Linked DNA regions of Homo sapiens: region 1 is linked to region 2. Evidence: chromatin loops called from intact Hi-C (ENCODE). Cell type or tissue: transverse colon. All regions are shown on one strand. Each heading gives the region's core, and the rest is flanking DNA. Links, peaks and the distances in the headings are about the cores only.

Region 1 (14,818 bases), core at 879-8,878, 460 kb after region 2:
TCCACGACGCTGACACCAGCCTACACCCTCCAGGCCCCACTCAGACGTTACTCCTCAGAAAGACCCCTGGCAACAGCCCCAGCTGGACCAGCTCTCCTCCCGCCACTCTGCAGCTGGCAGGAGCCATAGCTGTCTCACTGGGGGTGGTAACCCAGTGTCCCACACACCTGCCTCCCATTGGGCCCTCATACAACATGTTAGACAACATGTGCTGAGGCTACCGAGAGAGGGCACCAAGTCACAGTTGGAAAAATGTGCCCCCTGCCAACCCTTCCCAGAGGTTTCTCAGCCAAAGCTATGGAGTCTCCACGGCCCCTGCAGCACAGAAGTGCCCGAGCAGTGGAGCAGGCTCAGCCCCTGCCTGGTGTGTGCTGGTGTGCATCCCGAGATAGCTGAGGAGGAGGCTGCCGAGGCCACTGGCTCACCTCGGGCAACCGCAGGACTTTGCAGTACTTCACTCCGTTCCGCAGCCTGGGGAGGAAGCACGAGCCAGCATCAGTGTCCGGCATCAGGGCCAGGGGCCAGGGAAGCAGCCCTCCACCCGGCTCCCTTCTGGGAAGGCAGGATTATAGGGGGCTCTCTGCAGGAACCCAAGGGGAATATGTAGGGCACAGAAACGGCAGTTAGGGAGAAGGCGGGGGAAGGCTCACTTACTTCTTACACCGCTCACAGCTGTACATGTTGTCACCTAGGGCAGTAAAACAAAGGGTCAGAGGTTAGCAAGGATGCAAAATGAGGGAGCAAAAAAAAGTGACTATAATGATTTCTGCTTAAGAAATAAAACCTGGCTGGGCATGGTGGCTCATGCGTGTAATCCTAGCACTTTGGGAGGCCGAGGCGGGCGGATCCCCTGAGGTCAGGAGTTCGAGGCCAGCCTGGCCAACATGGCGAAACCCCATCTCTACTAAAAATACAAAAATTAGCTGGACGTGGTGGTGCGTGCCTGTAATCCCAGCTACTCAGGAGGCTGAGGTGGGAGAATCGCTCGAACCTGGGGGGCTCGGGGCAGAGGCTGCAGTGAGCTGATGCCACTGCACTCCAGCCTGGGTGACAGAGTAAAACTCCATCTCAAAAAAAAAAAAAAAAAAAGAAGAAGAAAAAGAAAAAGAAATAAAACCTGAGAGGTACTGGAGGGAGGGAAGGCCCTGGCTGGGCCCCACAGCCAGAATCCATACAAGGGAGAAATGGTTATATTTGACCCCAGAAATACTTCAACATCTGTAAGATACCACCAAAAGCAAAATTAAAAGGCAAAAGGCAAAATGGAGGTGGGGTGGGAAGTGCAACATTAATTACAGAAAATGTATTTGAAACAATTTTTTTGAGATAGGGTCTTGCTATGTTGCCCAGGCTGGTCCCAAAGTCCTAGGCTCAGAGGACCCTCAGCCTCCGGAGTAGCTGGGGTCACAGGTACATGCCACCATGACCAGCTTAAAATCTTAATGTATAGTTTCCCCCTCCATGCACACTGTGAAAATTAAGTCAAAATGGGATCAAAGATCTCAATATAAGACCTAAAACTATAAAACTTTTAGGAGAAAAGTAGGAAAAAAGTTTCATGACATTGGATCTGGCGATGATCTCTGAAACACAACACCAAAGGTGCAGGCAACCAAAGCAAAAGACACAAACCACAGAATGAAACGCACCCTACAGGATGGGAGGACAGGGTTATAAGTCACGTATCTGGACACATAAAGAACTCCTCTAACTAACGAGGCCGGCACCGTGGCTCACACCTGTAATCCCAGCACTTTGGGAGGCCAAGGCAGCAAATCCATTTGAGGTCAGGAGTTCGAGACCAACCTGGCCAACATGGCAAAACCCCATCTCTACTAACAATACAAAAATTAGCCAGGTGTGGTGGCACGTGCCTATAATCCCAGCTACTCGGGAGGCTGAGATGGGAGGACTGCTTGCACCCAGGAGGCGGAGGCTGCAGTGAGCCAAGATCATGCCATTGCACTCCAGCCTGGGTGACAGAGTGAGACTCTGTCTCAAGAAAAAAAAGAATCCCTATAACAAGCAACAAAAAACAAAATAGGCAAAAGACTCACATAGATGTTTTTCCAAACACTTACAAATGGCCAACAAGCATATGAAAAGACACTTAACATCACTATCATTAGGAAATGCAAATCAAAACCACAACGAGGCTGGGTGCGGTGGCTCACGCCGGTAATCCCAGCACTTTGGGAGACCAAGGCAGGCGGATCACCTGAGGTCAGGAGTTCAAGACCAGCCTGGCCAACATGGTGAAACCCCATTCTACTAAAAATACAAAAATTAGCCAGCCGTGGTGGCATGTGCCTGTAATCCCAGCTACTCGGGAGGCTGAGGCAGGAGAATCGCTTAAACCCAGGAGGTGGAGGTTGCAATAAGCCGAGATCATGCCATTGCACTCCAGCCTGGGCGTCAAGAGAGAGACTCCGTCTCAAAAACAAAACAAAACAAAACAAAAAAAACGCACAATGAGATACCACCTCATACCCATGAGGTTGACTCCCATCAAAAAAGTAAACAAAATGAGTGTGGACGACGATGTGGAGAAACTGGAACTCTTGTGCGTCACTGGTGGGAATGTGAAATGGGGTGGCCACTGTGGAACCCAGTACGGTGGCTCCTCGAGAAATTAAAAATAGGCATAGACCCAAAGGGATGAAAGAAGAGAGGTGTGCACACCCATGGTCAGAGCAGCATTCCTCACAATAGCTAACAGGGAAGCGGCCTGAGTGTCCACTGACGGATGAACGAATAAGCAGAAAGGCCCCAGCCATCCACACAATGGAACAATAAATAACCAGCATACAAAAGGCAGGGCATTCCGACACACACGCTGCAACGTGGATGAACCCTAAGGACGTTATGCTCAGTAAAAGCCGTCAGTCACAAAATGGCAAGTACTGTATAATTCCACTTCTATGAGGCCTTTAGAGTAGTCACATTCACAGACTTGAATGTGGAGGTTGCCAGGGGCTGGGAGGTGGGAGTAGGGAGCTGTTTCACGGATACTGAGTTTCAGGTTTGCAAGATGTAAAAGTTCTGGAGATGAATGGGGAGGATGGCTGCGTGACCATGTGCATGTATTTAACACTACTCGACTGTGCACTTTCTGTTAAAAACAGCATTTACAATGGTTATGGTGGTAAATTTTACATTTTGTGTATTTTATCGCAATTGAAAATTGGAAATAAAAAAAAAAGAGAGAGTTTTCCCAAAGGTTTAGATGCCAAATAGCCAACGGAGAAAAAGAACAAGAACAGGAATGGGCAATGTTTAAATAAATACATAGAGCCAGTATATTTAACAAAAAATGTAGAAACTCATCAGTAATCAAGGAAATGAAAAATTAACATACATCATTTTTGCCCACCAAATTGGTAAAAATAAAAATAAGTGAACACTCAAGAGCTGCAAGATGATGGGGTTGGGATAGCACATGGCCCTGGTCCAGCGTGGCTGGCAGTGGGCGTGGGTATCTGATGGGATCAACCTTGGAAGCCAAGTCTAGCCTGGCTGTGCATCCCACAAGCCCTGGGCTGCATGCTGGCCTGCTGGGGTCTGCACATCCCCGTCCCCACAACCCTCCACCTCCCCGACCCTTGCCAGCCAGGCCCCTCACCCTTTAACTCATCAGCGGCAAAGAAGGCAGCAAGGCAGTCTTCCAGGGTGACGACAGGCCCCCAAAACCAGCTGGGGGTACAGGATACCACAAACCTACAGACAGAAAAGGAGTGCAGGGGTGCTGCCAGGGCCTGGGCAAGAACAGGAGCTGAAGGGACTCTGGCTGAGGTCTGTCAGGCCTGAGCCGCAGAAGGACCCTGAAGGCCCAGAGAAGCAGCCGGGCACGGCGGGTCGGGGCAGAGGCCTGGAGCCAGACACGTCCGTGTCCTGGGCCGAGTGACATCATCTCTCCGCAAGCCTGGCCTCCTTCATCTGTGTTGCGGCCATGATCATGCTACCCCCTCCCTGGGGTCATGCGGGTCTCTGGCCTCAGGCAGGAGAGGCAGCCCTGGGAAAGCTGCTGCCCTTCCCGCCAACCAGGCCTGTGTCCTGCTGCTGCCCTCCCTTCAACCTGCCATGTGGTCACCTCCCTGCTGTCCATCGCCCTCCAGCTCCAAGGGACTATCCAATCCTGGCCACTTCAAAGTAGCCAAGAAATCCCCTGCATATTAAGCCAACTCCTCTGCAGGCTTCGGCCCCCAGCTCCTCCCAGGACCTCCCTGGTTCCCCAAATGCATGGACTTCACTGTGTACTGTCTCCCGCCCAGGAAAACCAGGACAGGCCCAGCCCATGTCGCCCAGTAGTGGCAAGGTGGGCGCACCGTCGGATGTACTCCACAATGAAGGCCAGCCAGCCCTGGGCGGCATAGCTGTCCCCACAGGCGCCTGGCTTGGCCGGCACATTCTGGTAGATGGCTGAATGGAGCTTGGCCAGGTCCTCCTTTCCAGGAATGGGCAGTGATAAGTCCTGGAACGTTTCCACTGTGGTGGATACCTGTGGGGTTGAAGGTCAGTCTGCTGCCCATCCTCTGGCAATGTCTGCACCCCAAACCCCAAGCAGCAGGTGAGGGGCAGAGGGACTACTCCCCAGGCCATAGACACGGGATCCACGCAGGCAGGGCCCTCCCCTGGATAAAAGCAGGGAGCACCCGTGGAGAGCCCACCCTGCACCCAGTCAGGGCAAGAGCTGCTGAGGCCACTGGCAGCCTGGCCCAGCTCCCCCCATCCCTGGGGCACCCACCCGGTCACAGGTGAGACACTGCACAAGGCTGAGAATGGAGCCGTCAAAGATGTCTGAGATGACGCTGCGGTAGCGCTGCTCCTTCCGCCTCCGGCTGCCAGCACTCAATACCTGGGCTGGGGACACAGCACAGGACTAGCCCAGCCTCCACCTGCCTGGCCGGGGCGAGGTGCGGGCCCTGCGGCTTCCTTTGACAGGATGTGGAGTGACATCCGTGAGTCACATGACTGGGTAAGCAATTCACCATCTCATGCCTCTGTGTCATCCTCTGCAAAACGTGGCTCCCACACTGGTGTCTCAGGGGTGTACCTGAGAGGAGCCCATAGCCCGGCCCTCCGCCACAGGGGGCCATGAGAAAGGCAGCTACGGGCGTAATCTGTACTCCCAGCCTCAAGCTGACCCACCCTCCCGTGCCCCCCGAACCTTTCTTGAGCACGTACGACGGTGCCATCCTCACGGGGCTTGCACGAGGGGGGCTGCTAGACAGCTTGGCATGGCCCTCGTGGTGGTGGACGGGGCTGCAGGGGCGAGAGGAGCTGCGTAGGTGAGCATCATTGTCCGGCTCTGGGGGCAGAGAGGGTACCATGCTGGGCCAGGGCAGCCAGGCCAGCTCCACGAGTGGGCAGGAAGATGACCTGCCAGCCCCTCCTAAAGGGACGAAAGCCTGACCCTAATGTGTCTCCTCTGTCATGTGCCCACTCCTGGCCCCAGCACACAGGCCGGAGCAGACCTGTCCAATCCATGTCCGGCTGGAAGGCTCAGGGCTCTGGGAGAGGGCTCTGAATTGGGCTCCAGCATTATGAGCTAGGGGACCCTGGGCACATCACTGAGCCCCCCCGGAGGCTGACTTCCCCACTGTCATTCGGGTCTAGTGAAGAACCCGTCCCCCGGGGGCTACTGCAGGTCGGCGCTCAGCACCCGGTAGGTACTGGGCCATAGGCTGAGGTTCCTCCCGCAGTCCCCGGCCAGCTGATACCTGGCGTCCGGCAGGGGCTGGAGGACCGTGGTGACGGGGGCTGGGCCTCCGCGGGCTGGTCGTCAAGGGCAGCCATGGCAGTGTCCACATCAGCGTCCTCGTCCACTTGCTCCGAGTTTGTACGCTGCTGGCCCCAGGAGAACTTGCGGTCCTTCATCCGCTCCTTCTCAGAGATGGCTCGGCCCGCCTCATCTGGGATCAGCAGCTCCGTCTCGGCCTGCGAGCTGCCCCCGCCACGCCCCTGCCCGTCACCCTCACCCCGGTCACTGCTCGAGTCACAGGACAAGAACTCATCTTCTGATGGGCTCCGGTCACCCTCCCGTTTCTCATCCGTGTCACTCGAATCTGAGTCCCGAGCCTCCGTCAGCGCCACCGTGGCCACCACCGGCTCCTTGAGCTCCTCGTGCAGCTGGTCCATCAGGCAGCGAAGGAACTCTTGGGTGTCCTAGAACCAGGGGCTGCATCAACAGGGCTCCCCTGGAGGCAGGAGGAACCAGTCTCCAGCGCCCTGTGGCTGATGAGAGCGCCAGCCTCCATCTAGGAGGACCTCATGGGCGCCCCCTGCAGAAGAGTTGCTCACCCCCACAGCGGCCTCCCATGGCAGTCTGTCCTAACCCCATTCTTCTGAGGATAACAGTGAGGACTGGAGAGGCTAAAGGACACCTACCAGGACACACAGCTAGAAAGTGTCAGAGCCAGGTATGCACCTGGGTCCATGCAACTCCCCGGCTCCGGCTCTGAATCTCCTGCCTCTGCTGCAAGCTCAGCACGGGAGGGACAGAGAGGCAGTACCACATTAAGCCCGAGCCACCTTTCTCCCTACAGATGAGACCAGTGGAGGTGGGCAGGGGGGTGGCGGAAGGATGAGGGAGTGTGATGCCAAAAGAGGACTCACCCGAGTCCTGCCCCAAGCCACGCTACCCACAGGCCAGACTGCCTGCATGCTCTACCCTTCCTCTGGCTCCCCCTGCTCCCTCAGTCCCTGTGCCAGCCCCCACATACCCTCACTGCCTGCTCTCACCTTCCCACAGACCTGGTCATGACTCAGTCTAAGCTGCCCCTGCAGGCTGCCTGGGTCTCAAATCCCAGCAATGACCATTTTATCCTGACCACTCTGTGACTGGGCCACCAGCACAGCAGGAAGCCAAGGCAGCAGGGGCTCGGGCAGAGGCGCCCAGTGAGCCCCACTGAGATCTGTGTGCTCACACAGGGGGTGCACTGGGAGGTCAGAACGTGGTGGTGGCAGCAGACCCCAGCAGCTAGCGGGTGCTCGGGTGGTGCTGGGCATTGGAGAAGGACTTGGGTTCCGAGCCCAAATCAGCCCCAGCAGTCCCTGACCTGGTTGTTAGAAGCAGCCCTCAGCCCAGGCTCTGATCCCCAGGAGGCAGGGGTCACGTAGCAGCCAGAGCCAGCCTCATGTCACACATCTGGGAAGAGGATCCCGGCTCTCTCCACTCATGTGCAGGGAAGGGAGGGCTCAGGAGGGACTCCCCAAGGCAAAGTGTCAGGCTCCAAGATCAGAGGAATGAACCACGAGGTTACATTGCATCAGGGAGGGGACACGTGTCCTGTGGCAGGCACGATCAAAGGCCCTTTCAAGAAGAGGCTTTCAATCTGCCATCTACTTCTCTTTCTGGTTCTTCCTTTCAACAAAAGTACTATGTGTTCCTTGCCAAAATCTCAATCCATGCAGAAGCACAAAAGAGTCTTTTGGCCCTTAAGAGGCGCCCGCAGCTGCGTCTACAGTTCAGCCTCAGAAGTGTCCCCACACGATATCCTAAAACCACAGAAAGGGATGCTTCTGCCGGAGCCCAGATGGAGTCCTGCCGCAGCGCATGGCCCTCCGTAACGGCATCCTGACCCAGAGCTGAAAGCCGGCAGGGCGCCTTGCACACAGTCAGGGTGGTGCTGTGCTGAGGGATGGGCTCAGGTAGGCCTGAATGCCATCTCTGCCAGGATGTGCTGTGTGACCTGGGTGAGGGGTAGAACCTCTCTGAGCCTCAGCTCTTTACCTGTAACGTGTGGGTGACAACAGTGCCCACTTTGTGAGACTTCTATGAGGACTAAGTTGTGACCACTTAAATGGTGCTCAGTGAATTTTAGTCATTGTGCATGTTATCACTCCCCAAAAAGAGAGGTGTCCAGGCAGTGCTGAGCTTCTCAAGCAGGAGCCAAAGGCCCAGCAGACTTCATCCTGGGACGGGACAGCAGGCAGGGGGTAGAGGGCGGAAGTTGTCCCCACATGACTGCCACTCCGTCCATGGTGCTCATTTCAGGCAGCACAAGAGGTGACCCAGCCAGGTCCAGCTCTGCCTGCAGGCCTGGCATGAAAGCCCAGGCTGTGGGCCATCTGGGGCAGGAGGCTGGAGGGCAGGAGCCATCAGCCCGGGGCTGAGGTGTACGCGTGGCTGCACTCTGTCTTGGTCTCATTATTTTATAAAATAGAAAAATGTGATTGGTTTCAAAAGGGTTCTCTAGATTTAAAAAAAATTTTTAATCAAACTTTTTACTTTAATAAAAGTGAAATTTTGCCTGTGGTTTGGGGAAATGAAACCCTGTGTCATTTTGGGTGCAACGCGGAGGCCCTGCAGCAAGGTTGCCTGGGTTCAAATCTCCCCTCCGCCGGGTGCAGTGGCTCATGCCTATAATCACAGCACTTTCGGAGCCTGAGGTGGGACGACTGCTTGAGCCCGGGAGGTCGAGGGTGCAGTAAGCCATGACTGCACCACTGCACTCCAGCCTGGGTGACAGAGTGAGACCCTGTACCCACCCTCCCCCACAAAAAAAAGAATTCCCCTCCACCATTTACTAGCTGTGTGGCCTGTGCAAGTGGCTCGGCCCCTGAACCTCAGTCTGTCCATCTGTGAAGTGGGGTTAAATGTCAGCAGGTTGCTGGGAGGCTCCACTGTCCTCACACGTGTGAAGGGCTTAGGAGTGAGAGCCTGGTCCGTGAGACCTGCCAACCAGTGCTCAGCTGCCATTGCGATTTTCCACTCTGGTTTTGGCGTCAAAGTCAGGCCTGGTGGGTCATGGCCTTGGGTGTCCCCTGGGCAGCTCAGATGGCTTACCTGCTGGGCATAGCCTCGGAACATTGGGTTGACCAACTTGATCCCATGAGACAGACTGGTGGGGACCACGTAGCTTGGCCTGTAGGAAGCCCAAACCCATTAGTCCAGGTAGCCTGCCTTGAGCTGCTCATTCCCGAGAGAAGCAGGCAGCCAGCCCGTCAGGCTGGATCAGAGTGTGGCGTTTCCTGACATTTGGGGAGGGGCCTACTCAGCCAGGAGCCCCAAGAGGCTCACACATCTCTACAGACAAGAAGAAAATGTCAAGTCATAGCTGCCTCAATTAAGCAAAGAGCTCAAATAAAATAGCATCATTTCCTTCTGGTGCACAACAAACTCGCCTAAACATGATTTGTTTTCATTCTGAAACACTTACTGTGGTTTTCTCATTTCAAAAGTAAGACATGTTCATTATTGACAAATCTAAAATTTCAGAAAAGTACAAGAGAAAAACACCACCACCAATGGCACCAGATACTTACCATTAGATTTCTGGTTCTGTGAAACTACAGATGCATATACAAAAATACATACAGATACACATTTAAACTTGGCTTCTTACACAAGCGGAATTATATTGTACCATGCTGGGTTTTTTTTTTTTTTTTTTTGGGACAGAGTCTTGCTCTGTTTCCCAGGCTAGAGTGCAGTGGCATGATCTTGGCTTGCTGCAACCTCCGCCTCCCGAGTTCAAGTGATTCTCCTGTCTCAGCCTCCCAAAGTGCTGGGAATACAGGTGCGCGCCACCATGCCCAGCTAATTTTTGTATTTTTAGTAGAGACGGGGTTTCACCACATTGGCCAGGCTGGTCTCGAACTCCTGACCTTGCGATCCACCCGCCTCGGCCTCCCAAAGTACTGGGATTACAGGAGTGAGCCACTGCACACAGACTTTTTTTTTTTTTTTTTTTTTTTTGAGACAGGGTCTCACTCTGTCGCCCAGGCTGAAGTGCAATGGCATGATCAAGCTCACTGCAGCCTGCCTCAACTTCCTGGACTCAAGCGATCCTCCCACCTCAGCCTCCTGAGTAGCTGGGACCACAAGTGCTCACACCACACTCAGCTAATTTTGTAGTTTTTGTAGAGGCGGGGTCTTGCTGTGTTGTCCAGGCCGGTCTCAAACTCCTAGGCTCAAATGATTCTCCTGCCTCGGCCTCCCAAAGTGCTGGATTTACAGGTGTCAGTGACTGCATCTGGCCCCACGCTGGTTTTTAATCTGCTTCTACATTTAATACATATTTCTCCCATGCTGGTTTGTTTTGTTTTTGTTTTTTTTTTTTTGAGACAGAGTCTCGCTTTGTCAACAGGCTGGAGTGCAGTGGTGCGATCTCGGCTCACTGCCACCTCCGCCTCCCAGGTTCAAGTGATTCTCCTGCCTCAGCCTCCCGAGTAGCTGGGACTACAGGCACACGCCACCACACCCAGCTAATTTTTGTATTTTTATTAGACACGGGGTTTCACCATGTTGGCCAGAACGGTCTCGATCTCTTGACCTCGTGATCCACCTGCCTCAGCCTCTCAAAGTGCAGGGATTACAGGCGTGAGCCACTGCGCCTGGCCCTACGCTGGTTTTTCATCCGCTTCTACACATAATACATATTTCTATGTGCTCATTTAAAATTATTCCCAACTTTGACTTTTCCTGGAGAAACAGATCTAATCACAGACTCTGATCTTTAAATTAATTTCATACTGTGCCAGAAGCTCCATCCAGTCTGTGCTCCCCTGCCCCACACCTCCTTCTACACACACAGTCCTGGCTGAGGCCGGGTCACCATGTCTCTTGGCAAAGACATCTACCAGTGGCTGCTCGGTAGGGTCAACAGTAGGTCAAATTCTAGCTCACTTTTTGCAGGTTCTATGACCTTGAGCAAGATACTTAAAGTGCTCTGCACCTCAGTTTCCCTATTTGTAAAACAGGACTGGATGCAATTTCCACCCCGCAGGCTTGCTGCAAGCATTACCCGGGACAAAGTGAGGCAAGTCCTCGCTGGGGGCTGAATCCACAGGAAGTACTCAATCATGGGTGCTGACAGGAAACCCCAGTCCCCACACACCGCCCAAGGCTAGGGATGCAGCTGCTCACCGTTTCTTATGCCAGACCTCAGAGACCAGCTTCTGGTAGCTCTTGCACAGGGCTGGCTTCTTATCTGTGCGCACCAGGCCGCCACACTCCAAGAAGAACTGAGTCAGCGGCGGGCTGGGTGCAGGGGAGAGAGAGCCAGGTCAGGAGAGCAAATGAGGCATGCGGCAGTTTAGAAAGGGCTGCATAGCGGGGAGCCCTGAGTGCTCGCACAGGGAGCACAGTGGCCCTGGACCCAGAAACTCCTGAAGGTGACTAGAAGGCTCCTACCAGTTATGAGAAAATTGTATCCTCCAAAATTCATCTGCGAAGCCCTAACTCCCAGAGACAGGGCATTTTTATTTTATCTCATCTTATCTATCTTACCTTATTTTTTTATTATTATTATTATTATTTTGAAACAGAGTCTCCCTCTGTTGCCCAGGCTGGAGTCCAGTGGTGCAATCTTGGTTCATTGCAACCTCTGCCTCCCGGGTTCAAGTGCTTCTCCTGCCTTAGCCTCCCGAGTAGCTGGGATTACAGGCACATGCCACAATGCCTGGCTAATTTTTTTGTATTTTTAGTAGAGACAGGCTCTACTAGTTGGCCAGGCTGGTCTTGAACTCCTGACCTCAGGCGATCCACTTGCCTTGACCTCCCAAAGTGCTGGGATTACAGGCGTAAGCCACGGTGCCCAGCCAAGACAGGGCCTTTAAAGAGGTTATTAAAGTTAAAACGGATTGGGTGCGGTCAATTTTTCTTTTTTTTTTTGAGACGGAGTCTCGCTCTGTCACCCAGGCTGGAATGCAATGGCATGATCTCAGCTCACTGCAACCTCCGCCTCCCGGGTTCAAGCGATTCTCCTGCCTCAGCCTCCCCAGTAGCTGGGACTACAGGTGCGTGCCACCACGTCCAGCTAGTTTTTTGTATTTTTAGTAGAGACAGGGTTTCACCATGTTAGCCAGAATGGTCTCTATCTCCTGACCTGGTGATCCATCTGCCTCGGCCTACCAAAGTGCTGGGATTACAGGCGTGGGCTACTGCGCCCAGCCTGGGTGTGGTCAATTATTAACAATAATTGACCTGCATCCTGCCACCTGAGGATAGTTACTAGGAACATTTTGGGACATAGCCTTCCAGACTTTTCTACGCATTTGTACCCATTCCCTCTCTGCTTCCCGCATACATATACTGCATCTCTAACCTCCACTGGGTAGGAGAAGCACGTCAGACACAGGAGACATCCTTGGCCTCATGGAGCTCACAGCCTTATCCTTAATGGAAAATCGCATTTCTCCCATAAAACGGGATTGTACCATGCAATGCTTTATAACCTCCTTTTTCCCCCACTCACCAGATTCTGAACCCCTTCTTGTTTCAATGCATGTTGTCTTGTGCCATTTTTCCTGCACTTGCTGCAAGGGCTATGAGAATTTATACTCTCTTGCAGATGGGCCTTTAAATCATTTCCAGTAAACAACAGAGCACTGAGCCTCCTTGCACGTACAACTTCCCCAGCATCTCCGGTTATCTCCTCAGGATACATTCTGACTGGGAGGATTGCTGGGTCAAAGGGTATACATGCTTTCAGGCATTTTGCTGTGCATCCTATACATGTGTTTGTGGGCAACCGGCTGGGGGCTGCTACTGCTGCTGTTTCCGGGGCTTTGCCAGGGACAGCTCTCGGCCCTCGGACAAAGTGTCGACCTACCAATTGGACAGGGCCTGCAGGGCAGCGTTCATGTAGCAGGAGTTCCCGAGGTTCTTCATGCCCGTGAGGCCTGGGAAATAAACACAACGGGGAGGAGCAGGTGAGCACCCTGCCCCACCGAGGAAACCTTGCAAGTCACATTTGGCACAAAGGTGTGGCTCTCAACTGCCCAAGACCCAAGAAGAGGACATGGTGGAAGCGTTCCACCCCAGGAATCTTCCCAGTAAACTAACGTGGTTCCTGCTCACAACAGCTGCGGTTACCTGAGTGTTTTAAACAGATGAACTCCTTTGCCCCTCCGCCCAGCCAGGCCCACTGTCCAGACCATACAGCAGAGGGGTCGGCCTGCCCAGGGTCACCCAGCTGGGAGAGGGGACAAGATAGCCAGCTCTCCAGAACCTTAGCTAGGCCAGCCAACTTCTGGGGTGAAGCCACCATGCTAAACAGCTTATCCGTCACCCCATCCTTCCTTGCCCATATAGCAGGTGCAAATAGAGACCAAGACTCTGGCGGTTTCCAGCCTCCAGATGAGGGCCCCCAGCCCAGCCCATCAGCTTCCCCTGCTGTGGGGGCCATTACCTCGAGGTTTCAGGTCATCGTCCTCTGACTCAGACTCTCCTTCATCAGCCACAGCAATAGGAACAGCTTTCAGAGGGTGGGAGGGTGGCGGGGAGTCCTGTGTTAAAGACCCAAAGTGAGGAAAACAGTGAACAGAGGGGCTGGGGTCAGAGGCCCAGGTGTCTCCCAAGGGCTGGAAGTCCAGCCCTACTGCCCGGAAGGCCCTACTGGGCTGAGCCAGTCCAGCTGAGCAGAAGGTACTGTGAAAAGAGATAGGATTGGTGGCCTTGCCCTGGGAACTCCTTGATTTGTGTGTGTCTGTGTTTTTTTAGAGACAGGGTCTTGCTTTGTCACCCAGGCTGGAGTGCAGTGGCACAATCAGAGCTCACTGCTGACTCCAACTTCTGGGCTCAAGGGATCCTCCCACCTCGCCCTTCTCAGTAGCTGAGACTACAGGTGCATGCACAGCACCCAGCTAACCTTTTTATATTGCCCAGGCTGGTCTCAAACTACTGGGCTCCAGTGATCCTCCCAAAGTGTTAGGATAACATGAGCCACTGTGTCCAGATGTTGACTTGCATTTTTTTATTGGCAATAAAAAAAATATTTTATTTATAATAAATTTGGAGAAAAATAGAAACATAAACATGCAACCCCATTTTCCTGAGAGAACTGCTGTTAATAGTCTGTATGTATCTTATGTAGACGTTTTTTTTTTTCTTTTTGAGACAGAGTCTCGCTCTGTTGCCCAGGCTGGAGTGCAATGGTGCAATCTTGGCTCACTGCAAGCTCCGCCTCCCAGGTTCATGCCATTCTCCTGCCTCAGCCTCCTGACTAGCTGGGACTACAGGTGCCCGCTACTATGCCTGACTAATTTTTTGTATTTTTAGTAGAGACGGGGTTTCACCGTGTTAGCCAGGATGGTCTCGATCTCCTGACCTCGTGATCTGCCCGCCTCGGCCTCCCAAAGTGCTGGGATTACAGGAATGAGCCACCGCGCCTGGGCTATGTGGACTTTTTTTAAGAGATAGAGTCTTGCTCGTCGCCCAGGCTGGAGTGCAGTAGCACAACTATAGCTCACTGCAACCTTGAACTCCCGGGCTCAAGTGATCCTCCCACCTCAGCCTCCCAAGTAGCTGGGATTACAAGCATGCGCCACCATGCCTAGCTAATTTTATTTTTTGTAGAGACAGGGTCTCACGCTGTTGCCCAGGCTGGTCTCAAACTCCTGGGCTCAAGCGATCCTCCTGCCTTGGCCCAGCAAAGGGCTGGGATTACAGGCATTAGCCATGGCGCCCAGCCTGTATTATACAGACTTTTAACTGTTAATACACATGCACAACAAAAACAAGATATTGCATATACTGTTTTATAGCCTTTTCTATAAAAATTCATAAATATCTACCAAGTTCACAAATGCATTCAATAAGCATTTTGAGCAATATTGAGCCCTATCATGTGACTGTCTAAACAGAAGGAGAGGCCAGGTGCGGTGGCTCCTGCCTGTAATCCCAGCACTTTGGGAGGCCAAGGCAGGCGGATCACTTGAGGTCAGGAGTTCAAGACCAGCCTAGTCAACATGGCAAAACCCTGACTCTACTAAAAATATGAAAATTAGCCAGGCATGGTCGTGGGCGCCTGTAATCCCAGCTACTCAGGAGGTTGAGGCAGGACAATCAGTTGAACCCAGGAGGCAGAGGTTG
Region 2 (16,356 bases), core at 2,715-10,714:
CTGCCGTCAGAGGGTAAAGCAGCCACAGGCAGCACATAGATAAACATGCGTGGGCGTGTTCCAATAAAACTTGTATTTATAAACACTGAATTTTTGTTTTGTTTTGTTTGAGACAGGGTCTCGCACTGTTGCCCAGGCTGGAGTACAGTGGCACGATCACAGGTCACTGCAGCCTCGACCTCCTGGGCTCAAGCTATCTTCCCACCTCAGCCTCCTGAGTAGCTGGGACTACAGGTGCGGACCATTGCAAGTGGTTAATTTTTTATTTTTTGTAGAGATGGGGTCTTGCTATGCTGCCCAGGCTGGTCTCGAACTTCTGGGCCCAAGCCATCCTCCCACCTAGGCCTCCCAAAGTACTGGTATTACAGGCATGAGCCACTACGTCTGGCCAACACTGAAATTTGAATTTCAGATAAATTTGAAATATCACAAAATATTATTTAGTTGGTTTTTTGTGCTTGTCCAATTATTTTAAAAAGTGGAAGCCATTCTTCACTGGCTCATGATCTCTGAAAACAGGAGGGCAGATTGGGCCCTTGGGCCATAGTTGGGCCTGTCTTGGATGCCTCTCAGGGTTCTTTCGGATGACGAGCGCCCTCCCTTTTCAGTGTATGACTCCCACTGGCTGGCTCCCTTTGAATGAGCCCCAGGGGAACACCCACTCCTGGGACCCCCCACCAGGCTGGGAATCAGAGGCACAGTGGGGTACGTAGGGGCCTTGGACTAGAGGAAGGGATACATGGAGAGAGAGCGGCACCCACTGTTATAGGTGCACAAAGTGCCTTGTTGATGGCAGTGGTGGGAGCAGGGGCTCAGAAGGGCCTCTTGGGGGCATTAAGATGCTCCCAGCAGGAGGGGCTCTGTGGCACCTCACAGGCCTCTTCCCATCGCCACACCCTGGGCTCCCAGCTGGGCCTCGCGTACCAGGCAGAGACCCTCTCAGACCCACCTTCATGGGTTCCCCTCTGACCCCTGTCCTCCCAAACCCAAGTCCCCACTGTGCTCTGCCCTGTGTTGTTGGGGGCCTCTGAACAGCGTCTCCAGGACCCCTCAAGGGGTATGGGGAGAGGTGGAGAGAAAGGGTGGAGGAGGAGAGACAGGCCTGAGAGAGACAGGAAGTGGGGGTGGCAAAAGGAGGTGGCAGAGGCGCACGGAGGGAGAGGTGACAGAGCCTGACAGACCTGGGCGTGGGCTGCAGGAGGGGCACTGAGAGACCTGAGAGACAGGCAGGGTGATGGGGGACAGGGAGGGACTGGGGCTGCCAGCTGGTCCTACCTTGCACCCCAAGGACGTAGCGATGGGAGGCGGACCCGGCGGGGTTACTGGCTGTGCACTCGTAGTGGCCGCTGTCACCCACCTGCACCTGGGCCAGACGCAGGGAGCCAGACGGGAGGAGGCCATACCTGCGGGAATGAGGAGCACTGGTGAGACCCCCACTGACCCCACCCCCATGGAAAGGCTTCAAGACCCAACTTGAACCAGCCACCTCCCCCAGGAAGCCTTCTGAGAATGAGCCAGCACCCACCATCTACCCCCACCCCCGCCTCCATCCTCCCTGAACCACCAGGCCAGGGCCAGTTCTCACGCCTACTGGTGTAAGAGAAGAAGAGCACTGGACTAGGAGTCCACTGGCTTGGGTTCGAGTCTAAACTCTAAATCCTTCCTAGCTGTGTGACCTCAGGCAAGTTGCTTCACCTCTTGGAGCCTCCATTTCCTCATCTGTAAAATGGGCATGCTAAGACGGCCTGTGTCTGGGCCAGGGCTGGTAAACGGAGTCTATCACAGGCTCAGCCCAGGGCCAGGAACCTGCCCACCGCTTGACACCTGTTGACTGTGGGTGGCAACTCCCCCTCCTCTGCCACACACACCTGCCCGGTGTGTGGGATGAAGAAGCTGGCAGCCCTGAGGCCCTCTGGTCTGGTGCCAGGGCCGGCCTGACTCTGACTGCAGTCGCTTGGTGCTCTTACGTCCAGAACTGTGTTGAGGGTCCTCAGGAGGAAGCTGTGGAGCCCCCACCCCTGCTGCCATCGTTGTCCTCCCCAGTCTGGCTCAGCTTGATAAAGTCACATCACCCCCATCCCACAGGGATCGAGGACCCCCAGCCAGGCTCCTGCAGCTGGGCTGGACCCCAAGGGCCCCCTGCAGACATGATGTCACTGGGCCATATGTGCTGGCTCCGCACAGCTCCTGCCTCCATAAAATAGGGAGGACAGCTGCGGCCACTGACCCTAGCTGGCCTCAAGAGTACGCAGCCAGCATGGGGGTGGGGGACTCCAAGGCCCAGTCGCTGGCCCTGCGCTCACTGGCTGGGCTCTAGAACCCAGCAGGCCCGGGATGCCTGGCCCCCACCTTGCTTTCTGCTGAGCTTCAATTTCCTCCTCTGCAAAACGGGGCTCACAGAGCCCCTTATAGAATTCTTAGGGGTCCTCATAGCCCCCACCTCGCGGGCAGCTGCAAGGATCACATGAGACATGGTGAGCAAAGCGCGGGCCATGCAGTCATTAAACAGGGCAACACCATCGGCAATTCTCGGGCTACCAGCTGAGAACTCTGTCTCCCCATCTGCAGAGTAGTGCAATGACACCCCCTTTCCAGCCACCCCCTCCATCCTTTTGTCCCGAGCATCCAGCAGCCTCTTGGGACAAGTTCTCTGAGGATGGCTGTGGATGACACAGTGGGTGGTGGTCTCTAGAGCCCAGGCACTGGGCTGGATTGCCTGGGTCTAACCTGCTAGGCCATGCGCTAGCTGTGTGAGGTTGGGCAAGTCACCTCACCCTTCCTGTGCCTAAGCCATCTCATTTTGGAAAATAGAGCCATCAGTTGTGCTCAATGCTCACAGGGTTGTCAAAAGAACTGAATGGCCTAATTCATAACACGGCGTCTGGAACAGAGAGGTCCTCAACAAAGGTCAGCTGCTTCCATGGAGACAAGAGCACATGCATAAATAATACACAAAGTTTTGCATGTTTTAAAACTTGCATCACGAGCTATATCACGATATAAATAGCATCATGAGTATATATGTAGGGCTAATTAACTCATTTTTGACTGTTGTGTAATATTCCCTTGTATGATCACACCACAGTTTATTAACTTGCTCCCTTTTGAGTGGACATTTAAACATTCAGATCTTTATCTCTTCCTTCTTTCCTTCCTTTCTCCTTCCTTCTTTCCTTCCTTTCTCTCTCTCTCACTCACTCACTGCTCTATGTGTCTCACATGCACCGGAGCAGGTCTCCTGGGCTACAGGCTCACACCCTCTGCTCTCAAAGATCTCACACCTTGCAAGGGAGGGGTTCTCATCAGATTCTCCCAGCTGCATGTGAAACATGCTGATTCTCAGGCCCTACCCAGAGACTCATTCCATGGAGGAGGTAGGAATTGGGGTTTTACTAAAAAGCCCTAGGTAGCTGATACTAATGGCTGCGGAACCGCCTCCAGGGAACCACTGCCTGAGGACATGAAGACGTGCCCCTTCCCCAAGAAGCAGCATGGCAGAGCAGATGGGTGCGGGTCTTTGACGGCAGGTGTCCTGGTGAGAACCACCATTCTGCCTCTTACAGGCTGACCTCGAGCCAAGGACGCCATCTCCCTGAGTTTCAGTGTCCTTATCTAGTGTGAACTGATATCACACACACAAAGCCTGAGGTGCCCAGGACATAGTATATGGATAACACCTGCTCATCTTTCAATACCGAGACATCACCTCCTCCAGGTCACCTAAACTGCCTTGCTATTAGTGTGACACAAATCCCCAGCCAATGTCTGGGACCTCTCCGCAGTCTTCAATCAGCTGGGCAGCCCTGAACAGTTTGCTCAGTCTTTATAGTGCAAAGGAATACGCGAGAAGACACCACAGAAATATGTATGTGTCCTGGCAATGGGTAAACATTTCCCCTGCGTAGCTCTCCTCTGTCTGCCACTCCAGCTTGAATGTTCTCTTCTACAGCTTTTTAAAAAATTAAATATGTTGACATGTCGACACCCACCAATCAACGGCCAAATCCATTTGATGCTGAAACTTATACACTCAATCACACTCCAGGCTGGGATGCGGTCCCCTCCCTAGATTTCATCGCAACACCTGGGCTGGCAAACAGGGATGATGTGGGCCAGTAGGAAGAGGTCTGGGCTAGAAACTGGAGTTCTGGATCCGAGGTTCAACTGTGCTTCAGACATGCTGTGCAGCCCCAGGCAGGGCAGTCAACATCTCTGAACCCCATTTCATATTTGAAAAGGCAGCACACAGTCTGGGTAACACAAGGAGACCTCATCTCTACAAAAAATAAAAAACTAGCTGGGCATAGTGGCACATGCCTGTGGTCCCAGCTAATTGAGAGGCTGAGTTGGGAGGATCACTCAAGCCCAGGAGATTGAGAGCTCTGGTTGTGCCACTGTACTCCAGCCTGGGCAACGGGGCAAGACTCTGTGAAGAAAAATAAAGGGTGAGGGAGGGAGGGAGGGAGAGAGAGAGAGAGAGGAGAGAGAGAGAGAGAAGAGAGAGAGAGAGGAAGAGGGAGAGAGAGAGAGAGAGAGAAGAGAGAGAGAGAAAGAGAAAGAGAGAGAAAGAGAGAAGAGAGAGAGAGAGAAAGAAAGAAAGAAAGAGAGAAAGAAAGAGCAGCTCCAGACTCTAATCTGAGAAGTTGCCCTCCAGAACTTTAAGGACCATAGAATCCCTACTCCCCTCTTCACCAAACCCTTAAAAAGATAGGAAATGGGGCTTCTGAAAAAAAAAAAAAAAAAAAAACTTCCAAAAGTGTTAACAATTCACACCAATAAAAGTGGGTATCTTATCTTTCTTAGGAGCATCCAAGATCATTTCCTAGAAGGAGGATTCTGCTTGCTACATCACCAAGGAAGAAATGGGGGAATCCATTTTACAGATGGACAAGCTGAGGCCAAAGGATCCAGGACCTGCCCAGCAGAGCCTGTGTCTGCTCTAAATGCCAAACTGGCCACATCCTCACCTGCTCTCAAGCCCTCTGTGGCTGCCCACTGCTCCCTGACAAAACCCAAGCACAGTACTATGGCCTGTGTGGACCTACGCAGACCACCCCCAACTCCCCTGCATCCCTGCATGGGGGCACTGGACCACCGTTCCTCCGCAGGGGGCCAGGCCCATCTCACCAGCCCTCCTTGGCACATGCTGTTCCTTCTACCTGGGACACACCTGCACTTCCCATTCACCTGGATGATACTTGATTCATCTTCCAATACGGAGACATCACCTCCTCCAGGAAGGCTGACTTGATGCCCCAGGCTGGTAGGTCCATCCTGTAGGCTCCCACAGCTTCCTGAACATCCTGCCATCAAAGCCTTCACCACACTGGCTTGTCACCACCTGTCACCTGCCTGCCTGTGGCTCCAAGGGGACATCCGTCTTATTTCTCTTGGTATCTCCAGGACCTGCTCAGACCTGGCACAGAGAGATGCCTTATCATGACCCTGCGCATGCTCTGCGGAGACTCAGGGAAAAGGTGAAGCTGCAGCTATGGGCCTGGGGTTTCGAGGGCAGCCTACCACCTGCTCCTTCTGCCCCCTACCACTCTCCCGCTACATTCCCAGAAGCTCAGTGGGAGGTTTGGGGGCTGCAGCCCAGCAGGGAAGGGGAGGCGGCAGCGGAGAGATGGGAGAAAGGGAGGAGGCCACAGAGTCTCCGAGGAACAGGCTGCTGTTGGGCACATGGTGTGATGAGCGGGGCAGACTTCATCGCGACGTGCACGGCCAGATGGCTCCACGCAGCGCCCAGATGAGAGTGGAGAGGTTTGAGGGGAATTTCCTGTTTATGACATCCATCTGGCTTGAGCCCCTGCAGTGAGGCGCACGCAGATGTCAGAGTGGTGGGGAGAAGCAAGAGGGGCCCAGGGGGCAGAGGGCTGCCCAGAGAGACCAAAGGGCATCTGATAGGGAGTGCCAGGAATAATGCCAGTTCCCAGGCCTCACCTGTCTGCCTCATCCCCGGCACACACCTTTGCTGCACTCAGGGAAGCCTTCCCTGCTGCCCCAGGCAATACCCTGCCTCCCATTACATGCTTCCCATGCCACTCTGCAGTTTACCACGCCTGTCATTACGCTGTCTGATGGCTCCGTGAGGGAAGGAGCCAGGTGTGCCCAGGTCCCCGGCATGCCCCAGTTCAGCATGGGCCCTGGCCTGGTCCACAGTAGGTGTTCAATAAATATTTCATGGCAAATTGCATCTGTTCCCTGTCCATGCCACACACTCCCTTCACCGCCTTCATTGACACGGGTCCCTGCTCTCCCTCCCTCCCCCCAGACCTTCCACCATCTCAATACTGCCCTCCTGCCCTCCCCAGACCCCCGCTGTCTCCCACATTGCTGTTTTTGCTGCCTCTGTCTATAAAGCATCCAGGAGCAGGGCCGGCGGCCGTGGAATGAACGGCACTCCCCGCCAGAGTCACCCAGCCTGCTGCACGGCTGGTTCTCAGCACAGAGCGCACAGTCAGGCAACACTCAACAGATGCCCACTATGCACTAGTGGACGCCAGCCCTGTCTGCTGGCCTGGAGAGAACCCCTCCCGGAAACCACTGCCCCAACTCGCGTCTTCTTCCTGTAGCCTGACCAGGATCGCAGACCCGTGAGGAGGCCACATGAGGGAAGGTCATGCTGGAGAAATTCAGGAGGAGGTGCCTGAGACACGCCAAGGGGCCTCAGGTAGGTAGGGGGAGACGGAGCCAGCGCCATCGCACGAGCCCGGAGAGCGTAAGCCCTGCGATGCTGGTGCTGCTAACGAGGATGGTGCTGACGCCAGCCACAGCTGTCAACTATTGAGTGCTTCCTGTGGGTCACTGTGCCGCCAAACACGCTCTCACTTAGAATCCCAACAGCCAGACCTACCAGGCAGGCAGACCCACTACCACACCCCCTTTTGCAGAGGAGAAGACTGAGCCTCCGGAGGTGTGGTCCTGGTGTCCACGGCCACTGAGCTGGCCAGGGCACAGCGAGGACTGGACCCTCACACTGTGCGACCATGCTCCTTCCTAACCGCCATGGTGATCTAAACGTCCGGCTCTGAAGGCGAGGAAACTTAAATGTTCTCCAGAAAGACAGCCACTGCCCACAGGCTGACCAGATGGACTCCAGAGCCACCAGACCAGAAACCAACAAGGGCTTTGAGGATCCACCAAGGTACAGTCCCCATGCAGGGCCCTGGGCAGTCCAGGCACACCACTGGCTTGCAGAGAGCAGTGAGCTGCTTTCCCTGCCACAAGTCACCAGATCCCAGCTGCAGGCCTCACCTCTCACCTCTAATGAGCCGGCCCAGTGGTCCCCTTCCAGGAGAAGGGTGGGTGGGCAGCCTGTCCTGCAGTGTGCTTGGGAAGGGGCAGAGGAGGGTGGTGGGGGTATCAAAGGAAGAAAACCTGGAAGAACGAGATAGAAACGCACCATCCTCTCACTGCCCCCACACCGCGCTGGGATTAGGGATTTGGCCCTGTGTGGAATGCTGGCCGGCTGCCTCCGGGAGCCACAGCCAGAGCCAGGAGTGCTCACAGCCGTCCCATCTCCTCATCGGAATCCCAAACAAACATTGTTGCCTGGAAACACTGCCTCGCCCCAGCATCCCTGGGCTGAATCATGGGACCAGAGCCCCGAGATGCTCTCTGGCCACCATCGCCTGTCCAACCCTTTCATTTCTCAAACTGAAAGGCTGAGGCCCAGGGAGGGGAGAGGGGAAGGGTCTTGTTTGAGGTCACCGGGCGAGCTGGGGTGAAGCTGGGATGGGACCCCAGGTCTTCTGCCACCTGACCTCACACACAGCCCAAGCCCATGTCTTCTGTCTCCGAGGCTGCAACACAATCCTGGGCATAGGATACTGCTCAGTCAATGCTGCTGACTTCAATTTTGAATTTGCAACTTGGATGTCTTTTTCAAAAATAAGTCCCACAGGAAAGAAGCACTCAGTGACCATTCCCACCCTCGGACTTCACCGTTGGCTTCTGGGACCGTCCCGCAAGGAACCGACCCAGGAGATAAAGAGGAACATTGTGCAAAGCTGCTCCAACAGTCCCATTTATGACCGCGAGAGCTGGCAACATGGCCGTGCCCCACACAGAGCAATGACTTAGCGATGATGGGAGCCGAGCGCCCTGGAATGTTACTTTGTCCTTTTTTTTTTTTTTTAAGACAGAGTCTTGCTCTGTTGCAAGGATGGAGTGCGATGGCACGATCTTGGCTCACTGCAACCTTCACCTCCCAGGTTCAAGCGATTCCCCTGCCTCAGCCTCCCGAGAAGCTGGGACTACAGGCGCGCACCACCACGTCCGGCTATTTGTGTGTGTGTGTGTGTGTGTGTGTGTGTGTGTGTGTGTTTCAGTAGAGACAGGGTTTCACCATGTTGGCCAGGATGATCTTGATCTCCTGACCTCGTGATCCGCCTTCCTTGGCTTCCCAAAGTGCTGGGATTACAGGCATGAGCCACCATGACCGGTCTATTTTGCCCTTCAAAAGGAAAAGCAAGTGACGTGGGCCAGAATGAATCGAGAAAATGGGTAAAAGAGAAAAGGAATCCGTGATGAGGACGGAATATAAGATGCACGAGGTTTAATTTTAGAACAGCCCCTACAAGGATAAGAGCCGCTCCAAAGGGACTGGGATGCAGCTGGGCGGCTCAGAACTTCACGGCTTCTGAGGTTCCTAGGATGCTTCCTCTGTGAGCACTTGCTGACTTGGGGGGGTCGAAGATACCTAGGAGTTCAGAGAGCAGTGGCCCACCTGATACGTGTGTCCCTGTGCGTGCGTCTATGTGTGTCTGCGTGTCTGTGCATGTTGGGACCCAGCCCCAAGAGCTGCAGGGTCAGGTTCCACGTCCCCACACCCCATGTGTTTCTGTTTCCTCCTCAGTGCACTGGGCATGGTGCCATCCACCCCAACCACCTACAGGGCGCTGGCAGGAGAGGGCCACCCCTGGACAAGGGGAATGGAGGGGGCCGCAGAGGCTCAGCACATCTTGGCTCTCAGCCCTGACTACACCGCAGAATTCCCCACAGACAGGAGAAGGGGCTGCCGTGGAGCCCTGTCCTTGGGGCAGCTCAGCAGGGAAGAGGAGCAAGGGAGCAGGGGAGGGGGGAGAGGGGCGTGGAGGGCTGCTGGCCCCTGTCAAGAGATGAGCACCTACGACTCACCAGACGCATCAGCCAGGTAAGTGCTCCGTTTTCAGAAGGGCAGCTTTGAGGCTGAGCCTGGGGACATCCTTGGAGAAGGAAGGACAAGGAAGACAAGGGAGAGGGGAAGGGAGGGGAAGGGGAGGAGGAGGGAAAGGGAAGAGGGAGACAGGAGAGGAAGAGGAAGAGGATGTAGGGAAGGGGGGGAGGGGAGGAGGAAGCAGACAGACAGAAAGTCTCACTGTGTGTTTTCCAAGGGGCTTTTTAAGTCTCTGTGTTCTGGTCGAGTCACTGAGGGACGGAGGGGGTGTGGTGTGTCTGTGAGAGGCTGAGTGTGGTTCTGTGTGTGGACACTGCCAGTGTGGGGCAGGGAGGGAACCAGAGGACCCAGAGCCTGCGAACAAAGCTTCAAGTACAATCAAAAGTGAGGCTATGGCCAGGCACAGTGGCTCACGCCTGTAATCCCAGCACTTTGGGAGACCGAGGCGGGTGGACCACCTGAGGCCAGGAGTTCAAGACCAGCCTGACCAAGATGGTGAAACCCCGTCTCTACTAAAAATACAGAAATTAGCTGGGCATGATGGCAGGTGCCTGTAATCCCAGCTACTCGGGAGCCTAAGGCAGGAGAATCAGTTGAACCAGGGAGGCGGAGGTTGCAGTGAGCTGAGATTGCACCACTGCACTCCAGCCTGGCAACAGAGTGAAACTCCATCTCCGAAAAAAAAAAAAAAAAAAAAGTGAGGCTATTCACAGCCACCAAAATGTGGAAACAGCCCCAGTGCACATCAACTGATGAGTGGACACACAAAAGGTGAGCACCCACAGGATGGGACACTATTTGGCCATTAAAAGGAAGCAGGCACTCATCTGGCTACGACATGGATGAACCTGGAAGACATTGAGTTAGGTGACAGAAGCCAGACACGAAAGGCCCCATGTAATTCATTTATATCAAATGTCCAGAATAGGCTGAAAGCAGATCAGTGGCTGTCAGGGGCTGCAGTGGGGCTGGAGCAGAAATGGGGGGCTGGTGGCTGCCAATGAGTATGAAGTTTTTTTGGGAGGGTGATGAACATGTTCTAAAATTGATCATGGTGATGGCTGCACAGTCTGAATATACTAAAAACACTGAACTGTGTCCTTTAAATAAGCGAATGATACAGTATGTGAATTACATCTCAATAAAGGTTTTATATTTAAAAAGCAGGTGACAATTGAGATAACAGGTGTGGTAGGAGGAGGATAAATGTGTAAAAGCTGGAGAGGATGTCTCAGTTTGTGAACAGCAACAGCAGGGAAATCATACGAAAGGGAGCGAGTTTTCAGCACATCTGACTTCCTAAGCACTGCACATCCGTCATTACCCCAAAAGGGTGCTATTTAAATAATGTCCACTTTGCAGATGGAGGAACAGGCCAAGAGGAGCCAGTGGCCACCCGAGGTTGCATGACTAAGAAGGGAGCAGGCAGTTCGGCACCGGGTCTGCGGAACTCCAGGGCCTGAGCACTTAACCCCACCCCCGCCTCCCAGCACATTTTCCCTCCTTATTTAGATAAACTCTCAGAATCTCCCAAATCTGGAGATAAAACAATGTAAGCCAGCACGAAGTGAAGAGGGCAAGGGAGAGGGAACACAACACAACTCTAGGATTGCAAAAGTGGCTTTCGCAAATTTACAGCTCCCAGCTGACCTATTAACGCACCACGGCGAGGAGGGGTGAACTAATGGGAATGCGGTTCCCGTTTCAGTAACAAGCCATAGATCAACACACATCCTCCAGCTGAGGGCCACCACCCAGCCGCGGAGCTAGGACCGGGCTTTCTAGGGGAGCTGTGGGCTCCCACGGCCCCCCGCCACACCCCCACCCTACAACATAGAGCTGCAGCAATGCCAAGAGGGCATGGGGGACCCCACCGATGATGCCCAGGGCCGGCTCCCTGGGTCCCCGCCACCTCTAGGGGTGCCCGGCTGCAAGGATTGGCAGGACTCACCAAACAGATGTTCTGAAATGCACTGACACATGGTGGGGGCGGGGGTCACGTTACAGGGCAGGCTGCTCCGAGACCTTCTGAGTCTGGAACATCTCAAAGACCCTGCCAGGGCTGATGTCACCAGACTGAGCCACAGAACCCCCCAGCCAGGGGCAAGGGCCCTAGCATCCCCCACATCCCCTCCTGGGGGGTACGGCGTGGCTTTGAAGGACACCCAAGCCAGCCTCCTCCCTGTCCGCCCACTCCCAGGATCCCGGACCGGGAGCAGCTGAGTCAGACAGCCCAGCCGCCAGACACCTGGTCTGCAGAGCAGGCATGGGGGTGGTGTGTGTCGTGGCGGGGACGTGGTCCCAGCCCTGGCTTTGCTCTTTCCTAGCTGGGTGATGGCGAGCAGCTCACTCCCTGGCTGAGTGTCAGTGTCCTGTTAGATATCAAGGGTGGCCGTGCAGATTAAATGGGATCCTGCAGGCAATGCCCCGTGCATGTTATTTCAGATGGGGAGTCTCACCCTGGGCTTCCAGGCACCCTCTAGAGGCCCCTTCCAGGCTTCTGGGGCCCTGTGGACAACAGCCTTGTGTGCAGAAGCCCAGGAGCAGCACCCTATGGGAGAGACTGCAGGGTCCAAGACACCCGCTGGGTCACTGGTCACCTGAGGCAGGTTTCCCTCCAGCCCTAAGCTCTGTCCCTTGAGGCCATGGGACTGGGGTTACCTGTTGGTGATGGGCGGTACAGGGCGGGAGTCCTTCGTCCAGGTGACCAGTGGGGGTGGGGAGCCCTTGGCCTCGCAGTCCAGGGTCACCTCTTCGCCAGCCTTCGCTGTGACTTGCAGAGGCACATCTGCATTACGTGACCCGTTCATATGGATCCTGGGTTTGGCTGCGGGGAGAGTAAGCAGGGCCTGTCAGCAGGGCAGAGGGGACTAGGGTCCATGAGCGCCCTGGGCCATGGGGCAGCTCCCCCAGGAGGCAGAGCCGGTACTGCACCCTCGACCTTCAGGAGGTCCAGAAGGTGGATATGGCTGTCAGAAGGGGGGGAGTCCAGATTGGAGGTGGGACTCAGGTCCCAGGGTTTTCACTCAGTCCTCCCCTACCCACCTCCCCACCACCACCTTGCTCTGAGGACCCTGACCCGGTCCCTCCTGCCCTACGGTCTGTGCCTTCTCTGGCTTCTCTTCATCCTGCTGTCCCTTCCCCAGGGACATTCTGAAAGGCTCTGAACTCCTCCTCTCTCTCTACCTTCTCCCCTTGCTCATTCACTTATTCCCATGATATCAGCCACCAAAGAATGCACAGACCCTCCCTCTGGACCTCTCGAAGCCTGGTGAGGGATTGATGGCAATCTGTGCATGTCACGTCTCTCTCACCTTAAGCTGAAGACCCTTCGTCGGCAGAAACAGCATGGTACCCTTCCTTCCTCCCCGCTCCCCGCCTCCGCCTTTCTACCTTGGAGTTCATACAAGGAAGGCACTCGCTACCTGTCTGAGCAGCAACAATGAAAGAAGCTAGCCAGTTGGGGACATCAAAACCCATCTAGCCCTCCCGTGTTCCCCGTACATTTGTAGTTCAAAGGAAATGCTCCCCCATTAGGAATTTTTTTTTTTTTACAATATAAAAATATTGACTGTAAGGGTCTATGAGAGAAAAAGCCTGGCTTATACATTTGCTCACTCCTCCCAGACGTATTTACTGAGCGCCAGCCCTATGGGGAATGCTGCGGACGGCAGCGAAGGAGACAGGTCCCGCCCCATCTTCACAGCCTTTAGGGTCCTTTGGCAATAGTGGTACCAAAAAGCTCACTGTGTGATTAATTATTGAATCATAGCTGTGACGGGTGCCAGGAAGGGGATATTCCACAGTTTACAGCAAGGTGACTTGACCAGCCTGGGGGAACAGGGAGAGCTGAGATCTGACAGATGGGAGCAGTCAGCTGGGCCCAGAGGTGGGGGAACAGCATTCCAAGCAGAAGGAACTACATGTGCACAAGCCCTGAGGCAGGTTGGACCATTCCAGAAACAGAAAGGAGACCAGAGGGTCTGGGGCAGAGAGAGGCGGGGAGAGGGCTGCTGGGGACGCGGGTCCTGTGCAGAGCCACGTGTCTTTGCAGGACTTGCTGATGCAACAGCTTCCCTGCCTCAGGCTCCACAGGGCTGACGTGGGACTCTCTGTCTCCACAGCCACTGAGCCCCCTCTCCCAGGACAGGGTTGGCATCACTCACTGTTGACAGAAAGTCGCATCTCCTGGCTAGAAAAGCCCACGGTGTTGGTGGCCGTGCAGACGTAGGCCCCTGCGTCCTGGGCAGACGGCTGGGCGATGAGCAGGGTGCCCTCCTTACTCACATTGTAGTGGGGACCTCTGGAGGTCAGGGCATTGGTTTCCTAGGGCAGAGGCACAGGTGACATCGGCGAAGCCCACACCTCCGCCCCATGACACACTGGGCCTACCTCTCCAGTTATCCTCTCGGTAACAGGCACTGCTTACCTTGGTCCACGTGATGGTGGGGGCGGGAACTCCTGAAGCGACGCAGGGAAGAGAGGCCGCAACCCCTTCATTGGTGATATGGTGGGTGGCAGTGGGATGGATTCTAGGTGGCACTGTTATAAATAAACCAATGTCAAAGCCAAGGCTCATTGCAGCATCATTCACAGTGGCCAAAAGGTAGAAACAGCCCAAATGTCCATCAGCGATGCATGGGCACACAGCATGCGGTGTGTGCACACAACAGAAGAGTATTCATCCTTAAAAAGGAAGGCAATTAATTCCAGCTATATGACATTCTGGAAAAGGCAAAGCAGTCGGACATGGTGGCTCATGCCTGTAATCCCAGCACTTTGGGAGGCTGAGGCGGGAGAATCACTTGAGGTCAGGAGTTCGAGACCAGCCTGGCCAACTTGGTGAAACTCCGCCTCTACTAAAAATACAAAAATTAGCTGTGCATGGTGGTGCATGCCTTGTAATCCCAGCTACTCGGGAGGCTGAGGCAGGAGAATTGCTTGAACTGGAAGGCGGAGGTTGCAGTGAGCAGAGATTGCACAACTGTACTTCAGCCTGGGAGACATAGTGAGACTCTTGTCTACAAAAAAAAAAAAAAAGAAGAAGAAGAAGAAGAAGAAAAGACAAAACTAGATCAGTGGTTGCCAGGTTGGGGGAGGAAGCGATGAAGAGGCAGAGCCCAGAGGATTTTTAGGGCAGTGAAGCTACTCCAGGTGATATTGCAGTGATGGGTCACTGCATTTGTCCAAACCCACAAAATAAACAACACCAAGGCTGGGTGCAGTGGCTCACACCTGTAATCCCAGCACTTTGGAGGCCAAGGTGGGCGGATCACCAGAGATCAGGAGTTCGAGACCACCTTGGCCAACAGGGTGAAACCCTGTCTCTACTAAAAATACAAAAATTAGACCGGTACAGTGGCGGGCGCCTGCAGTCCCAGCTACCCAGGAGGCTGAGGCAGGAGAATTACTTGAACCCGGGAGGTGGAGGTTGCAGTGAGCTGGGATTGCGCCACTGCACTCCAGCCTGGGCCATAGAGTGAGACTCCATCTCAAAAAAAATAAAAAATTAAAAAACCACTAAGAGGGAACCCATCTAAAATAAAAATAAAAAATAAAACAAATAAACACCACCAAGAGGGAACCCCAATGTAAACTATGGGATTTGGAGTGATGATGACGTGTCTTCAGTGCTAACAACGGGCCGCCCTGGTGGGGGATGTTGACAGTGAAGAAGGCTGCGCGTGGCGGGAGCCAGGGTTATGTGGGAAATCTCTGTACCTTCCGCTGAGTTTTTCTATAAACTTAAACTGCTCTTAAAAGTCCAGTCTGTTTTTTTAAAAGGAATAAAATTCTGACACATGCTACACCATGGATGAACCTTAAAAACATGCTAAGTGAAATCACAGACATAGGAGGACAAATACTGTAAGATTCCACTTCTATGAAGTCCCTAGATACGCAAGTTCATAGAGATAGGAGGCAGAAGGGTGGCTCCCAGGGGGCTGAGGGGAGACGGGAATGGGGAGCTAATGTTTAATGAGGACAGAGTTTCAGTTTAGGATGATGAGAAAGTCCTGGAGATGGATAGCGGTGATAGTGTGAAATGTGAATGTACCAACACCACTGCACACCTAAACATCGTCAAATGATACACGTTATGTTATGTATATTTGACAATTTTAAAAGCTTTCAGGCCAGGCACGGTGGCTCATGCCTGTAATCCCAGCACTTGGGGAGGCTGAGGCAGGTGGATCACCTGAGGTCAGGAGTTTGAGACCAGCCTGGCCAACATGGTGAAACTCGTCTCTACTAAAAATACAAAAATTAGCCGGGCATGGTGGCACATGCCTGTAATCCCAGCTACTCAGGAGGCTGAGGCAGGAGAATCGCTTGAACCCGGGAAGTGGAGGTGGCAGTGAGCCAAGATCATGCCACTGCACTCCAGCCTGGGCAACAGAGTGACTGCGTCTCAGAAATAAATAAGTAAAATAAAAAAAAAAAAAGCTTTCAATGGGAGAATAAAACTGGAACAATCCCTGAGCCACCACTGCCTGCCATCGTCAGTTTTTTTGTCTTCCCCATACAGAAGGCAGCATGTGCTTGGGAACCAGCTGCGCTGATTCATTGCTCTGGGGCTCTGGATAAGCCACTTAATCTTTTGGTACCCATATTCCCTGATCAGCACAAAAGCTAATTTAACCCCAGTTCCCTGGTCGTCCCTTCTGGAATGGATAGATGAGCAGTGTTTGCAGAACACAGTGAGCTTAAAAACAGGTGTCACACCCACCCTGGGCACCACTCAGATTCGCAGGCTTGAACACGGGGTCTCTAAGGGGAGCGAGAGAGGGGTAACTAGGCATGGAGAAGCCAGGAGAGGAATCCAGAAGCCAGGGGCTCTCACGCTAGCACTTGGAGCTCCTTTAGGGAGGAAAATGGACTTCTGGACTCCCAGGTCGCCACAGCCAGCAGAGGCCCATAAATATTTGCTGAATAGAAATGAACTGAGCCAAGAGAGACTGAGCCTGTTCATGTTAGCCCCACAGAAGCGGCTGTGAGGGCACAGTGGGAAGTTAGGGGGTGAAACTGAGTGGAATCATATATAGAAACTAGCAGATGCCTGGCATGTGGTACACACTCCACCCTGGATGGCGATTTGGATCTGGAATTATGAGGGGATGGCACCTAGAATTGCACCTGAGCGCTCAACCCAGCCCTTCTGAACTTTGCACTCCCCTATAAAATGGGGAACGCGC

Evidence for each region. Hi-C counts contacts between places; a loop is a spot of excess contacts. Peaks named below come from ENCODE experiments on the same cell type or tissue, not always from the same donor. Only the 100,000 strongest peaks of a DNase experiment are listed, where the experiment ranks them.
Region 1: it touches region 2 in a loop (2.4-fold over the local background); 9 of 110 quality-filtered maps call a loop at or near these places.

What each region holds. Positions count from the first base shown.
Region 1 is chr9:129,859,352-129,874,169 of GRCh38, reverse strand. It overlaps USP20 (ubiquitin specific peptidase 20), which reads right to left. Exons shown (of 26, transcript NM_001110303.4): 7 at 13,137-13,233; 8 at 12,558-12,627; 9 at 10,871-10,984; 10 at 8,789-8,867; 11 at 5,721-6,165; 12 at 5,168-5,308; 13 at 4,745-4,860; 14 at 4,326-4,498; 15 at 3,623-3,717; 16 at 655-688; 17 at 426-471. It overlaps MIR6855 (microRNA 6855), which reads right to left and starts at 4,565; the gene lies at 4,499-4,565. RefSeq lists enhancers at 3,451-3,950, 10,785-10,954 and a silencer at 8,946-9,240. In transverse colon, for the core only: no CTCF peak of the experiment used is centred there; a DNase peak (open chromatin) is centred at 4,939.
Region 2 is chr9:130,322,941-130,339,296 of GRCh38, reverse strand. HMCN2 (hemicentin 2) reads right to left here. Exons shown (of 98, transcript NM_001291815.2): 20 at 13,590-13,702; 21 at 13,327-13,486; 22 at 11,822-11,987; 23 at 1,276-1,403. Among named protein-coding and RNA genes, the nearest start is that of HMCN2, 65 kb to the right of the region's middle. In transverse colon, for the core only: no CTCF peak of the experiment used is centred there; DNase peaks (open chromatin) are centred at 5,721, 7,546 and 10,646; H3K27ac peaks cover 7,230 bases; H3K27me3 peaks cover 1,354 bases.